2 separate regions of the Homo sapiens genome follow, and region 1 is linked to region 2. The links are chromatin contacts, found by Hi-C or POLR2A ChIA-PET in ENCODE. All regions are on one chromosome and are shown on one strand. The core of a region is the stretch at or near the end of the contact, and the rest is flanking DNA. Distances in the headings are between cores, read along the strand shown.

Region 1 (7,221 bases), core at 2,532-5,031, 440 kb after region 2:
AGTGGTTGGGCTCAACAGCAGAATGGAGGAGACAGAGGAAAGAACCAGTGAACTGGAAGACAGAACAATGGAAACTATCTAAAGTGAAGAACAGAGAAAACAAACTAAATCAGGGACCTGCGGAACTATAACAAAAGATCTAATATTTATGTTGCTGGAGTTCAGGCAGAAGAGAAAAAGGGCAGCACTGAAAAAGTATTCAAATAGTTAAATTTTACGGGAGGCCATTGTTTTGGGCTAGTCTCCTGCACCTAGGCCACAGCAGACCAGTCCTAAGCAGAATGGAGTCACTCAGGCTAAGTGCCACCTAATCAAATTGAACTTTGAAAAGAGCCAGTTTTCCAAAAAACAGGTGATTCCGGCCAACCCAAATGAGCATAATAAGGAAGTCCCCTCTGTTTTAGCCCTTTACAGAAAGGGACTTTGAAAGGGCTATCTGCTTTTTGTTCTCTGTATCTGCTCTCTTTAGAGCTTTTCTGCCTATGAAGCCAACTTTCTCTGCTCAGCTCATTAGAGCACTCACCCCATTTTATAGAGTGAGGTGTTGCCTGCTTCTAGAATAGCAGATAAAAGTCAACTAGCTCTTTACACTAAATTTGTTGTAATTTTGTTTTTTGACAAAATAAATAATGGCTGAAAACCTCATAAATTTGGCAAAAGCTGTAAACCTACAGATTCAAGAAGCTGAGCAAACCCCAAACATAGTAAACCCAAAGAAATCCATGGCAGGCAAAGAAAAAACCTGAAAAGCAACCAGAGGAATCAATAGTTTATTCCTATTGGGAAAAAATACTTAAGACTGTAGATCATCCCCCTCTACAAATGTGGTATCTGTTTTCAGAATTCCCACAACAGACTCAGCAGTAACCCCTCACTTGCCCCAGAGAACACTGGATCTTATCTATCTTTTAAATATTGTCTTCTCTGAATAATAGGAGAAAGCTAAATGTCATAATTGCTTTAATTTGTAATTAATTTTTACTATTAGTGAAGCTGAGCATTTTTATATGCTAAGTGTTTGTTGACATTTCTTTATGAATTTCCAATTTATATATTCAGGTTATTAATTCATTTCTGTTTCAACCCCCTCCTGCCCTCAATTTATCATTTATATGTGCCTATGGTATTTTTTGCTGTGTGGAATTCACATTTTGTTTTACCCAGAGAATTCTTTTAACCTTCTCCCTGATGGTTTCTGGTTTTGAGGTCATGCTTATAACTAGCAGCTAAGGTTTTAGGGAATGTAGATTTGTTTTTGATTTGCTGTCCAGGGGTACAGTTTCCCACCTTTTGCATAGCTAAATCCTCTGGATAATAAATTGCACTTTAGTAATAATCTCCAGCCTTAAATATAAGGTATAAGTAAAGAATAAGTATTTGGTCTTCATCCCCAGTTCCCGGCATTGAGCTCCTAAAACCCTTGGATAAGAGTATCTTTTGGAGCCTGGCACAATGGGTCATACCTATAATACCAGCTACTTCAGAGGCTGGGGCAGAAGAATTGCTTGAGGCCAGGAGTTTGAGACCAGCCTGGGCAACACAGTGAGACCCCATCTCTTAAAATAAAAAAAAATAAAATAAATTAGCCTGGCATGGTGATACACATCTGTAGTTCCAGCTACTTTGTAAGCTGATGGGGGAGGATCACTTGAGCGCAGGAGTTTGAGGCTGTAGTGAGCTATGATTGAATCACTGCATTCCAGCTCTGGTTACAGATTGTAGCTCTGGGCAACAGAGGGAGACCCCATCCTTCCCCCTGCTCCACCAAAAGAGTGTCTTTTGTAGGCTAATGAGATGACTCTTGGCTGAGGGGATCCTAGATAGCTTCTGGATTGGGCTGGTCTCCAGAAAAACCAACCATATGTCCAGAGGGTTGGAATGTTCAGTCCCCTCCCACCTCTTTTTGTGTCCCTTAAATCATCATGTCCCAGTCAGTGTGTAAGTGCTCTCTAATCTGGGGAAAAAGCTAGAATGTCACCATGCATCTGTTTAAGACTGCAATTGTTATGCTCATTTTTGATACTGAGGTTTTGAAGAAAGGAGGATGTTGATGGCATTTACAGAATGGAAAAATGGTTGTTTCATTTTTTTTGGCACAGAAAAGTGCTATTCAGTAAGTACATCTAGATTTAATTCCAAAATTTCCTGCCTCTTTATCAAACGATCTAGGTAGGATAACTTATAAAAGACACAAAATTAATAAAATGGGCATAAGAGGGGGCAAATCAAGATAAGGAAGAGTGAAACAAGTATCTGGACTATGCAGATTTAGCAGAGACACAGGCTCTCTGCTTCCTGATTGCACAACAGAGAAGGAAATGTGAAGAATTACACAATTTTTATCATATGAAGTGAGGACACATAACAGCTTCTCAAAGCATGGGTGGAGGAATACAAAATGATTCCTAGAACCCACCCCTGAGATGTTCAGTCTTCATGGTAGACTCTGAGTAGAAGAAGATGTGTCCTATAATGAACAACGTCCTCATTAGTGTTTTCACAGTAAATGCAAATGTAATCCTAATAGAGATTGGATGTGTGCCCCACCCAAATCTCATGTTAGAATGTAATCCCCAGTGTCAGAGATGGGGCCTGGTGGGAGATGATTGAATTATGGGGGCAGATTTCTCATGAATGGTTTAGCACTGTGCCCTTGGTACTGTCCTCGCAATGGTGAGTGAGTTCCTGTGAGCTATGGTTGTTTGAAAGTGTGTGGCACCTCCCCTTGAGCTCTCTTGCTCCTGCTCTTTACATGTGATGTGCCTGCTCCCCCTTTACCTTCTGCCATGATTGGAAGCTTCCTGAGGCCTCCCCAGAAGCAGATGCCACTATGCTTCCTATGCTTCCTGTATAGTCTGCAGAACCATGAGCCAATTAAACCTCTTTTCTTATAAATTACCCAGTCTCAGGTATTTCTTTATAGGAATGCAAGAACAAACCAATACAAATCCCAGTATTAAGAGAGGGGGGCCTTTAGGAGATGATTAGGTCATGAGGGCTTCTCCCTGGTGAATGGGATTAAGGCCCTCATAAAAGAGGCTTCACACAGTGTTTGGCCCTTCCTGCCCTTCTGCCTTCCACCATGTGAGGACACAGTGTTCGTCTCCTCTGAAGGACTCAGCAACATCTGGAAGCAGACAGTAGCTCTCACCCAAGACACCAAACCTGCCTTGATCTTGAACTTGCCAGCCTCCAGAACTGTGAGAAAATGAATTTCTCTTCTTTATAAATTACTTAGTCTCAGGTACTTTGTTAGAGCAACACAAGAGAATGAAGTAAAGCCTCTAGCCAGAATTTTTGTGTTCTATTCCTGTATTCTTGTATTCTATCCTGCCTCCATGGGGAGATGAAGCTATAGAGTGTCTCAACTGGTTGGGATTTTCCTCTAATAGCTGAGTTAGAGATCAGTGGAGACCTCCTAATGCAACCCAGAGAAACATGGAAATGGTGGAAGAGGTTTTAGCCTGAAATATTTTCAGATACTCACTAATTAGCTCATACTAGCGAATTTACCATGGCCATGGTCACGCTGCTCTGGAGCACAAGTCATCTTCTAGATCACCAAAGGAAATGACTTCCTGTGATTATCTGATGACATCTACTTAAGTGCTGGAGAGCGTCTGCCAGCAACAGCGTGACCGCGGTGAGAATGCACCTGGCAGACCTTTGTGTTATCGTGCTGGTGTGCACAGAGGTGTTTTCCCACATGCTGCTCCCAGACAATGACTGGACCTGACAGGACTATTACTGCAGGCTGCTTCCTGAGTCACACAGGACTCCTCTGAGGCTGATGTTGTCATGATCCCTGGGTCTCCAACAGCCTTGCCAAACCTTCCTTAGATTACTGGATAGTCTGGGAGATTCCACCCAAATACTCCTTCCTCCCTCCTTCGCTCAGGCTTAGAGTTGCATTGCAGCTCTCCCATACTTCACTCCCTCTCCATCTTCTCTCACAGTCATTTCCTCTAATAACATTTTTGCATGTTTAATCCCATCCTGACATCTGCTTCATGGAGGACCTGAATTAATACAAATAAGCAACATTTGTTTTTATTTCAATTGATATTTAACCTTTCTGACAACAGAAACACCGTAGGTCTGTACTTCTCACAGGAAGGACCTGACCAATTTCAATTTATGAGGGTCTTTTTTTTTTAAGCCAGATTTTTGTCCTAGGTGAATACTCATCCTTCTATTCCTTATGGCAGAGGGATAAGCAGCTGATTCTCCTAAAACAGTATCACACTCTTATAGTATACAAGAAAAAGGAAGGAGGCTATGACCTAGCCTTGCTTTAACATTGAGGAGGTTATTTTATTTTATTATTTATTTTTTGAGACAGGTTCTCTCTGCTGCTCAGGCTGGAGTGCAGTGGCACAATGGGCTCAAGCAATTGAGGGGTTCATTTTAAACGTATAGTGTAATCCACATCTAAGCTCTGTTTGCAGAATGAGAGGTTGATGAAAGAAAGCTCAATGAAGCTGCAGAGTCTTAATCTTGCTTTTGGCCGCACCAACTCTGGCAGGACCTCGTTCACAAAGACAGAGAATTAACATTTGTTGAATGAATGAAGGAGATGCCGTACAAAGATTGTATGGTTCCTTTCAGAGCCTAAATATTTAATAGGTGGGTCACTGAGGGTCTGAACTAGAATATTTGATAAGCAGACATCCAGGGTTGAGTGTTAGATGTTCTGCAGGGAGATGGATGGAGGGGTACCTACAGGGTTCTGCAAGCTCAGTAATAGATGTTGTTGAAGAAGAAATATAAGTTAGAGACAGGACAGGACACACACAGAATACACCTCTTTGGGGTCAATAAAAAAAGGGAATGAGCCCAGAGGAAGCACTCAAGATCAGTTGCAAATTGATATCCCAAATGTTTTGGCATAGTTCTAGGAAAAAACTCTCCTACATTTCAAAGTCCAGATAATACTGACTCCACCCTCTGGCACAGAGGACTTCTATGGCAACATAGCACAGGAGTGGTACATGAAGGCAAAGTCCATTTGTCTTAGCTCATATCAAATGGTAAAGCAGAGCTTCTTTTATTTTAATTTAGCTATTCAAGCTGCTGAAGCTATACCCAAAAGCCCTAGCCCTTTCTCTGATATGAGTCTCTGTGTTTCCATATTGGGAGCAATTTTTTTTTTTTTTTTTTTTTTTTGAGATGGAGTCTCACTCTTGTTGTCCAGACTGGAGTGCAGTGGCATGATCTTGGCTAACTGCAACCTCCGCCTCCCAGGTTCAAGCCATTCTCGTGCCTTAGCCTCCTGAGTAGCTGGGATTACAGGCACCCGCCGCCATGCCTGGCTAGGTTTTTTTTTGTATTTTTAGTAGAGACGGGGTTTCACCATGTTGGCCAGGCTGGTCTCAAACTCCTGACCTCAGGTGATCTGCCCGCCTCGGCCTCCCAAATTGCTGGGATTACAGGCATGTCCCACTAGGCCCAGCACAATTGTTTTTTATAACTAGAAATGTGTTTGGCTTTCCTCCAACAAACCAGGAAGGTCAAGAGATATGTTCTAGATACCTCTTTGTGGTTGCTTAATGCAGAGCTCATGCAGACACATCTGCAAACCTAAGGAAACGACCCTCTAAGGACTGGTTAGCCACTTAAAATGTGGGCTAAGATAGGCTATTAAACTCTAATCCTCACTGCTTCATTACAGCTTCCTCATATTGTTAGCCTACAAACTAAGTTAAGGACACACTTAAATTCCTTCACTGGCTTCATTGCCCTATTAATTCCTTCTAGCACATATGTTCCCCTATATTTTCTTTTTAAAAGATATGAGTGGAACCTACAACTTTGTGAAGCCAGATATTTTTGGATTTTTACTTTCCTGGGGAAGTGACAGTTTGGCTTTTTTTTTTTTTTTTTTTTTTGAGATGGTGTCTCACTCTGTTGCCCAGGCTGGAGTGCAGTGGTGTGATCTTGGCTCACCACAACCTCTGCCTCCTGGGTTCAAGTGATTCTCCTGCCTCAGCCTCCTGAGTAACTGGGATTACAGGCACCTGGCACCACACCCGGCTAATTTTTGTATTTTAAGTAGAGACGAGGTTTCACCATATTGGCCAGGCTGGTCTCGAACTCCTGACCACAGGTGATCCACCCACCTTGGCCTTCCAAAGTACTGGGATTACAGGCATAAGCTACCGTGCCCAGCCAGTTTGGGTTGTTTTAAAATAATTTTTCAGTGGTCTCACAGGGCTTAGAGTGCCTCTTACTAGAGGCCCATTTCAACATACCTCCGGTCTGTGGGGTACAGTTCCACAGTGACCACGTCAAGAGAGTTCCAGGCTGAGATGGTCAATCCATTGTACAGACACAGCATGCCTATCATCATGGATTCACTGGTGCCGAACCAAAGGAAGAAACAGCTGATCCCCGAAAGCACCATAGAGCCACCTGCCAACAATGCAGACAAAAGGCTGGAATGTTTCCTGTCATCTTAGTAAAGCAAGAACCCTTGGGTCCTTGGGATTGCTCAAGAAAACTGAATTCTAAGTGGAAGCTGCAGGATGGGCTCCATAAAGCTCAAGAACTGGTGCATTCACCTGAATGAAAGGCTCTAACTGCCTCTGAACACAGAAAGTATGAAATGCATATCATCTTTTACTCAGCTACTTGAGTGGGAAAATATACATTTTACACATAGTTTTTCAGTCTGTTAACTCATGGAAACCACTCAAATGAAATGTAATTAGACATAATTTTCACTATAATTTAGTCCCAACGTAAGGTCTAAAGGATTTCTCCTTATTGGATGCAAATCCCTAATAGATGGGAGTACAGGGGGAAACAGGGTCCCTCTGGATTGCAGGGGCAGCTCTTTTATTTGACATGAAACTGAGTACATACCTAGCATTGTTAAGCGCCCAATTCTGTCCATCAGCAGAGCAGACACAATGTTCCCTGGCAATACTGCCAATGTCCCCAGAAAGTTGACAAAATAAATCCAGTAGGCACTATAGTCATCATCAAAGGTAATCTGACATCCCGTCTTGTTGTGAAAAAACGAGCAGTTTTTAAATTCACTGTCAATGAATTTATATGGCTCAAAATCTGTAGAAACAACAACAAAGACAATTCATCAAGCTCTTACCAGGCATGCACCAGTATAAGAAAGCCTATGGAGGATTCGGAGAGGAAACCAGTATTGTAAATTCCTTGAGGGCTTTCAGGCCTATGCTAGCTTGACTTTTTGGGTCTTCTGGC
Region 2 (7,002 bases), core at 1,652-4,151:
AATTTTGATTAAGAACATATGCTGCCACTACATTAAAAATTGCCCCAATTTTCTCAGAATAAAAAAAAATTGTCTCAGAAAATGATTTTAAGAATATGAGAATTGATTTTCTGGATCCCTGGACCTGCAACCTAGCCAAATTCTGCCTCGGGGCTATCTCTGAGAGCACTGCTATTCAAAGCATAGTCCAAAAGGAGCAACTTTAACTTTACCTGGGAAGTTGTTACACAGGCAGACCCAGCCTCGGACCAGTTGCAGCAGACTCTGGTAATTTGTATGCAGGTTAAAGTTTGAGAAGCAGACAGATCACAGCTCACTGTAACTTTGAACTCCTAGGCTCAAAGGATCCTCCTGTCTCAGCCTCCTGAGTAGCTGGGACTACAGGCGTGTGCCACCACACCCAGCTAATTCTTACATTTGTTTTAGCAGGGTCTTGCTATGTTGCTCAGGCTGGTCTCAAACTCTCAAACTCCTGGCATCAAGCAATCCTCCTGTCTTCACCTCCCAAAGTGCTGGGATTACAGATGTGAGCCACTGCACCTGGCCAAGAAACACTATTTTCTTTTCTTTTTTAAAAAACTTTTACTTTAGGTTCAGGGGTACATGTGCAGGTTTGTTATATAAGTAAATTGTGTGTCTTGGGGGTTTGGTGTACAGATTATTTCATCACCCTGGTAGTAAGCATAGTACTCGATAGGTGGTTTTTCAGTCCTCTCCCTCTCATCCTCCACCCTCAAGTAGGCCCTGGTATCTGTTGTTCTCCTCTTTGTGTCCATGTGTACTCAATGTTTAGTTTCACTTATAAGTGAGAACATGTGGTATTTGGTTTTCTGTTTCTGCATTAGTTGGCTTAGGATAATGGCCTCCAGCTCTATCCATGTTGCTGCAAAGAACGTGATCTTGTTCTTTTTTACGGCTGCATCGTATTCCATGGGGTATATGTACCACATTTTCTTTATCCAGTCTATCATTGGTGGGCATTTAGGTTGATTCCATAGCTTTGCTATTGTGAATAGTGCTGCAGTGAACACCTGTGCGCAGATGTCTTTATGGTAGAATGATTTCTATTCCTTTGGGTATATACCCAATAATGGGACTGCTGGGTTGAATGATAATTCTGTTTTAAATTATTTGAGAAATCACCACACTGCTTTCCACAATGGCTGAACTAATACTTTACATTCCCACCAGCAGTATATAAGCTAAGAAGCACTTTTCAAAAACAGTGGTATTGTTGATCTAAAAGGAAGAAGCTGAGTCAAAATTAATATAAGTAGAGAGTTTATTTGGGCCAAGCTTGAGGACTGCAACCCAGTGTATATTGAAGTGTATATTCAAGTTGTCCTGAATATACAATCTGATTAGCAGCAGTTGCATGTGAATGTTTATAAAGGAAAAGAGGCAGTTCCTAAGTTGTTTATCAAAATTTACATTAAAATAACATAAGCTGTTGATTGGATACACATTGTTCTTTGTATCACAGATTCCAGGAACATGAAGATAACAGGGAATGTAGCTAGTCAGGAACAAAATGCCTTTTTTTTTTTTGAGATGGAGTCTCTCTCCGTTGCCCAGGCTGGAGTGGCGCCATCTTGACTCACTGCAACCTCTACCTTCTGGCCTCCTGGGTTCAAACAATTCTCCTGCCTCAGCCCCCCGAGTAGCTGGGATTTCATGAGCATGCTGCCATGCCTGGCTAATTTTTGTATTTTTAGGAGTGTAGGGGTTCCACCATGTTGACCAGTCTGGTCTCAAACTCCTGACCTCAAGGGATCCTCTCGCCTCGGCCTCCCAAAGTGTTGGGATGACAGGCATGAGCTACCACACCACCAGGAACAAAATGACTTTAAATAATTGCCCACAGGCATGGGGGGTGGTGGGTAGGGGGAGGGTATGTGCCGGGGGTGTGACTGAAGTCCTCTACTCCCGTCTCTCTGGGCCTAATAAATTTTGCACACCTCACATAGCTCAGACTGCTGAGGGATTTTTCTTTTCTTAGTATCAACCCTGGTTTACACATCAGAATCTTCTGAGGAGCTTGAAAACAATATCAATGTCCAGGCCTCGCCCCCAGAGATTGGCACTGGAATTGTTTAGAAGCTCTCCAGTGATTCTATGCGCAACCAGAGTTGAGAACTGATTTAGTTTCTTTTCTTTTCTTTCTTTCTTTTCTTTTTTTTTTTTTTTTGAGACAGAGTCTCGTTCTGTTGCCCAGGCTGGAGTGCAGTGGTGCCATCTCGGCTCAGTGCAGCGTCTGCCTCCCGGGTTCCAGCAATTCTCCTGCCTCAGCCACCCGGGTAGCTGGATTACAGGCACGTGCCACCATGTCTGACTAATTTTTGTATTTTTAGTAGAGACAGGGTTTCACCATGTTGGCCAGCCTGGTCTCGAACTGCTGACCTCAGGTGATCCGCCCGCCTTGGCTTCCCAAAAAGCTAGGATTACAGGCATGAGCCACCAGGCCTGGCCAACTGATTTAGTTTCTAAAACTTGTTACAAGGCAGAGCTGATAAAATTCTAAATCTGAGGTCTTCAAATTTTGTGCTTCCTAACTAAACATTAAGTATTAGGATTAAATCCCAAAGCCAGTTAGCTTCTGGAGGATGGGAATATATTATTTGTCTTGTTTTTTTTAAAATATGTGTCAGCTAGTTTCAAGAGCAACTAGATATCCCAGGATAGGAAACAAAACAACAAAAATAGATATCAAATGATTATGGTTTTGCTCACGAATGCATCTCAGTATTGGACAGCCCACCCTTCGTGGTGTTTTCACTTCCTTGGATGGGTCGCATAGCAGCACACCAAAATGACCTGCAGATGTAGTCATTAAGATAGGCAAAACAGCCAGACTGGCCCTGCCACCATGCAGGCTACTATAGATGCAGCTTTCTTTTCTTTTTTTTTTTTTTGAGATGGAGTTTCGCTCTTGTCATCCAGGCTGGATGGCACAATCTCGGCTCACTGCAACCTCTGCCTCCTGGGTTCAAGCAATTCTCCTGCCTCAGCCTCCTGAGTAGCTGGGATTACAGGTGTGTGCCACCACATCTGGCTAATTTTTGTATTTTTAGTAGAGACAGGGTTTCACATGTTGGCCAGGCTGGTCTCAAACTCCCGACCTCAGGTGATCCACCCGCCTCGGCCTCACTAAAGTGCTGGGATTACAGCGGTGAGCCACCGTGCCCTGGCCAGATGCAGCTTTCAAAGCTCATCTCCTTACTGCTTATGAGTCATTTCCTGAAGTGATAAACACACAGCCTGCTGGGTTGAAACTGTACATGCTGTGTTATCTGAATTCTGAGATGCTACTGAATTTGACCTCTGGTTTTCCGTGTGTTTCCATAAGACTAGCATGCAATCAACAGTCCCCATGACAACAAACTTGGCGCTTGAGTTTCACTTTACAGGAATGCCACCATGGGTAGAATCTGCTGCTGTTCTGAATTGTCTCTTGGTCTTCTGGTCTGAAACTTTGCTCAGCAAGCACCTCTCTCTTTCCTTTACACAGCAGGTGGCTGAAAATCAGACCTCACACAGAGCTTCCTGTTCTGTGGACCACACCATACCTGATGACGTGAATCAGTATCTTTTCTTTTCTTTTTGTGACAGGGTCTCACTCTGTCACCCAGGCTGAAGTGTAGTGGCACCATCTTGGCTCATTGCAACCTCCGCCTCCCAGGCTCAAGCCATCCTCCCACCTTAGCCTCCCAAGTAGCTGGAACTACAGGCATGAGCCATCACGCTCGGCTAATTTTTGTATTTTTCGTAGAGACGGGGTTTTGCCATTTTGCCTAGGCTGGTCTCGAACTCCTGGGCTCAAACCATTCATCCGCCTTAGCCTTCCAAAGTGCTGGGATAATAGGCGTGAGCCACTGAGCCTGGATGTTGAATCAGTTTCTTGCTCCAAGACTTGGAACCCCTCAGCTCTGAAACAGCCAGAAACCCAGAGTGGTGCCTGCAGCTCTAAGCCAACTCTTTACCCCTGTTTGCTTTTATGCTTTTATAATAATTACCAGTTTATCTGTTTTCTTCAAGTCAATAAAGTTGGGACATCTTGGATAAGGGCAGTGGTTTTCAAACTTCTTTTGCTCAGAACACCTTAATACACTTAAAATTATTGAGGACCAGCAAAGAGCCTTTGTTTATGTGGGTTGCATCCATTGGTGTGCTGGAGTCAACTTGTACCTGCTCACAAGAATTCAATATTCAGGAAATTTGTCAAGCCAACTGTTAAACAGTTGGGAGCTTGAAACTGGAAAAGAAGGGAGTATTCACACCATCAAAATTGGCAAATGCTAGTTTGCCAGATCAGGCTTTTTTTCTTTTTGTGGAGATCCTGCTTAGCAGCACATCACTGACTTTTTTTCTTTTTCATTTTTTGAGACAGCCTTGCTCTGCTCTGTCGTCCAGGCTGGAGTGCAGTGATGCCATCTTGACTCACTGTAACCCTCGCCTCCCAGGCTCAAGTGATTCTCGTGCCTCAGCCTCCCAAGTAGCTGGGATTACAGATGTGCACCACCACACCCAGCTAAGTTTTTTATTTTTAGTAGAGATGGGGTTTACCTATGTTGCCCAGGCTGGTCTCGAACTCCTGGCCTCGTGATCCGCCTGGCTTGGCCTCCCAAAGTGTTGGTATTACAGGTGTGAGCTACTGCACCCTGCTGCCAATGATTTTATCTACTGATATTTTCCATATTAGACATTAAAATGGAGAACTTTTGAAAATATCTATTTCAGCTAAAAATGACAATAAGCCCATTACATGTTAAAATAAATACTATATTTTTCAAAATTTTTTCCCAAAACAATAATTTAAGGAGGAGAGTTGCATTGTTTTACATTTTTGCAATCTCTTTAATGACTGGTGTAATAGGAGACAGTCAGATTTTCGTCTCTGCTTCTGCATTCAATCTGTTGCACTTTCACATGTTGTGTAGCTTCTGGAAAACTCATCTGTCCACTTATGAGAGAAACAGACCAAAAAAGGCAAATAATATCTTGGTATTTGAAGAGAGTTTGACCTTGCAGATCTCCTGAGAGTCTCAGGAACTCTGAGAATAATTGCATTAGAGAATTTCTCCTCTCTTCTCACATTGCAGCTCACTTAACCACACCTCCTTCACAAAACACAATTAGGTTTATCCTGTGGTCAATTACTCTTCACACACATTTGGTCTAGTAGTTTCAAAAGGCATAGCCACATAACAGGCTAATTATGCCAGGAAATTACCATTGGTGAACTGTTTTTCCCCTTAATTTTCACGACAGCACCTGGCTGAAGATAAGCTGCTAATGGATGGTCCAGGCCCCAGAAACTTAAATAGCTTGGTCATCAATGCTGCTTAACCTTTTCCACTTGCTTCTGTAGCTCAACTTCCTCAAAGACATGCCAACGGCAAACAGTTTTTAAAATTTCTTAAATTCAGAAGTATAACCTAAAATTTTCCAAGTGTATATTCAATAGCCAAGCATTCCATTTCCTTAAAAATGCTATTTTTAGCTTGGTGGAAAAAACATTTTTTTTTTTTGGATACATGGTCTCACTCTGTTGCCCAGGCTGGACTGCAGTGGTGCAATCATGGCTCGCTGCAGCCTCAACCTCTTGGGCTCAGACGATCCTCCCACCTCAGCCTCCTGAGTAGCTGGGACCACAGGCATGCCATCGTGCCAGGTTAATTATTTATTTATTTTTTAATTGAGATGGCGTCTCACTATGTTGCTCAGGCTGGTCTCAACCTCCTGGTCTGAAATGATCCTCTGGCCTCAGTCTCCCAAAGTGTTGGCATTATAGGCGTGAGCCACCATGCCTGGACAAAAAAAATTTTTGTGTTAGCAAAATTTAAGGTTTTTTGAACTCAATCTATTCCTTGAAACACACGTGAAAAGTCCAGGCCTTAGAAACTTAAAAAGCTTGTGTGTTAACTTATAAAAATTCTGTATGTTAACAAAATCCTTGTTTAGTTGAAATAATTTTTTCATTGACTATGACTCTAGAAATAATTTATCAAAAATTTTTTTATTTTCAACCTTGAGAAGTACTAGTCATTTTGCTTTAAATTTCCCCTCCTCCCTTCTGCCTGAGGGAGTGCTAGACAGCAAAGGACTGTCATTCAGCCAGAGAAGACAGCACAGCCATTTTACGGATTTCCTTTCTGCTCTGACATTTAATTTCTCTCTCACTAGGGAAGAACTGCAGACACTACCCATGATGTCTATAACTCAGAAATTTGAATATATTCTCAATAAGCTTAAATTTTCTTAAGAAGGGATTGAGAGAGAGAGAGAGAGCTAATCACTCAATGTCTTTGGCAGAAATGGTGCTGTTTGTTTTATTTTTTCCTTGCATTTGTTCTTCCAGATCCCTTCTCCACGGCAAAGGAAGCTGATCTTTATGGACTACTTCACTCTGGGTATTGGGTTAAGATTAGGATCAAGGGGAGGCCTCCCAAGAGATCAGAGGGTGAGGGAGAGGCGTCAGTGTGTTCCCTCCTGTACCTGGGCCTTGGCAGTAATGGCTTCCCCTGATTGCTAGTCTCTGGGGGGTGCTTCACCAGTCCCCGTTGGTTCCCTTAACCCTGTCTACACCTTTGTAAATCACCTCTTCATTAAATGCTCTTCAGTTAAACCCTTAAAGTGTGCCAGGACCAGAAAGATATAATACTAATTTGTTCCAAAGAGATACCAAGCAAATGTTCACATTTATTAATACAGGTTATGTTTTTAAGAATGAACATAAAAACAGTGACATACTATTTTGTAAGTACATTAATGATATCATATTTTAATATATACAGACTAATAAACAATGACAGTAAATCTTCACTGATTTAGATAAAATGAATAGTCACTAAATTAATAAAACCAGTGCTAGCTTCTACTTACAATACAGTTATATTACTTTTATGTAAGTTATTCTATGGTATTTGGAAATAGTTTGCTCTTTTATTTTTTTATTTTTTATTTATTTTTATTTTTTGAGATGGAGTCTTGCTCTGTTGCCCA

The links. A loop is a pair of places that touch in the nucleus more often than their neighbours do. ChIA-PET counts read pairs that join two places held with the same protein, here RNA polymerase II (POLR2A). Pooled maps may share reads with other maps.
Region 1: a pooled map shows a loop between it and region 2 (2.7-fold over the local background). The contact joins two enhancer-like sites. A Hi-C loop is called at or near these places in 1 of 37 single-sample maps with no recorded cell type and 4 of 50 pooled maps. POLR2A ChIA-PET finds 5 or more read pairs at or near these places in 1 of 52 experiments (activated CD8-positive, alpha-beta memory T cell).

Annotation. Positions count from the first base shown.
Region 1 is chr5:76,300,576-76,307,796 of GRCh38, reverse strand. SV2C (synaptic vesicle glycoprotein 2C) reads right to left here. Exons shown (of 13, transcript NM_014979.4): 11 at 6,865-7,068; 12 at 6,252-6,411. All of the region lies in intron 1 of SV2C-AS2 (SV2C antisense RNA 2), which reads left to right. Among named protein-coding and RNA genes, the nearest start is that of SV2C-AS2, 7.4 kb to the left of the region's middle. Within about 2 kb of position 3,781, at least 4 of the 41 ENCODE cell types and tissues checked have a DNase peak (open chromatin) inside an H3K27ac peak, as active enhancers do.
Region 2 is chr5:76,735,448-76,742,449 of GRCh38, reverse strand. F2R (coagulation factor II thrombin receptor) reads right to left here. Exons shown (of 2, transcript NM_001992.5): 2 at 6,680-7,002. Among named protein-coding and RNA genes, the nearest start is that of F2R, 23 kb to the right of the region's middle. RefSeq lists enhancers at 818-897, 3,031-3,100, 3,201-3,530. Within about 2 kb of position 2,901, at least 15 of the 41 ENCODE cell types and tissues checked have a DNase peak (open chromatin) inside an H3K27ac peak, as active enhancers do.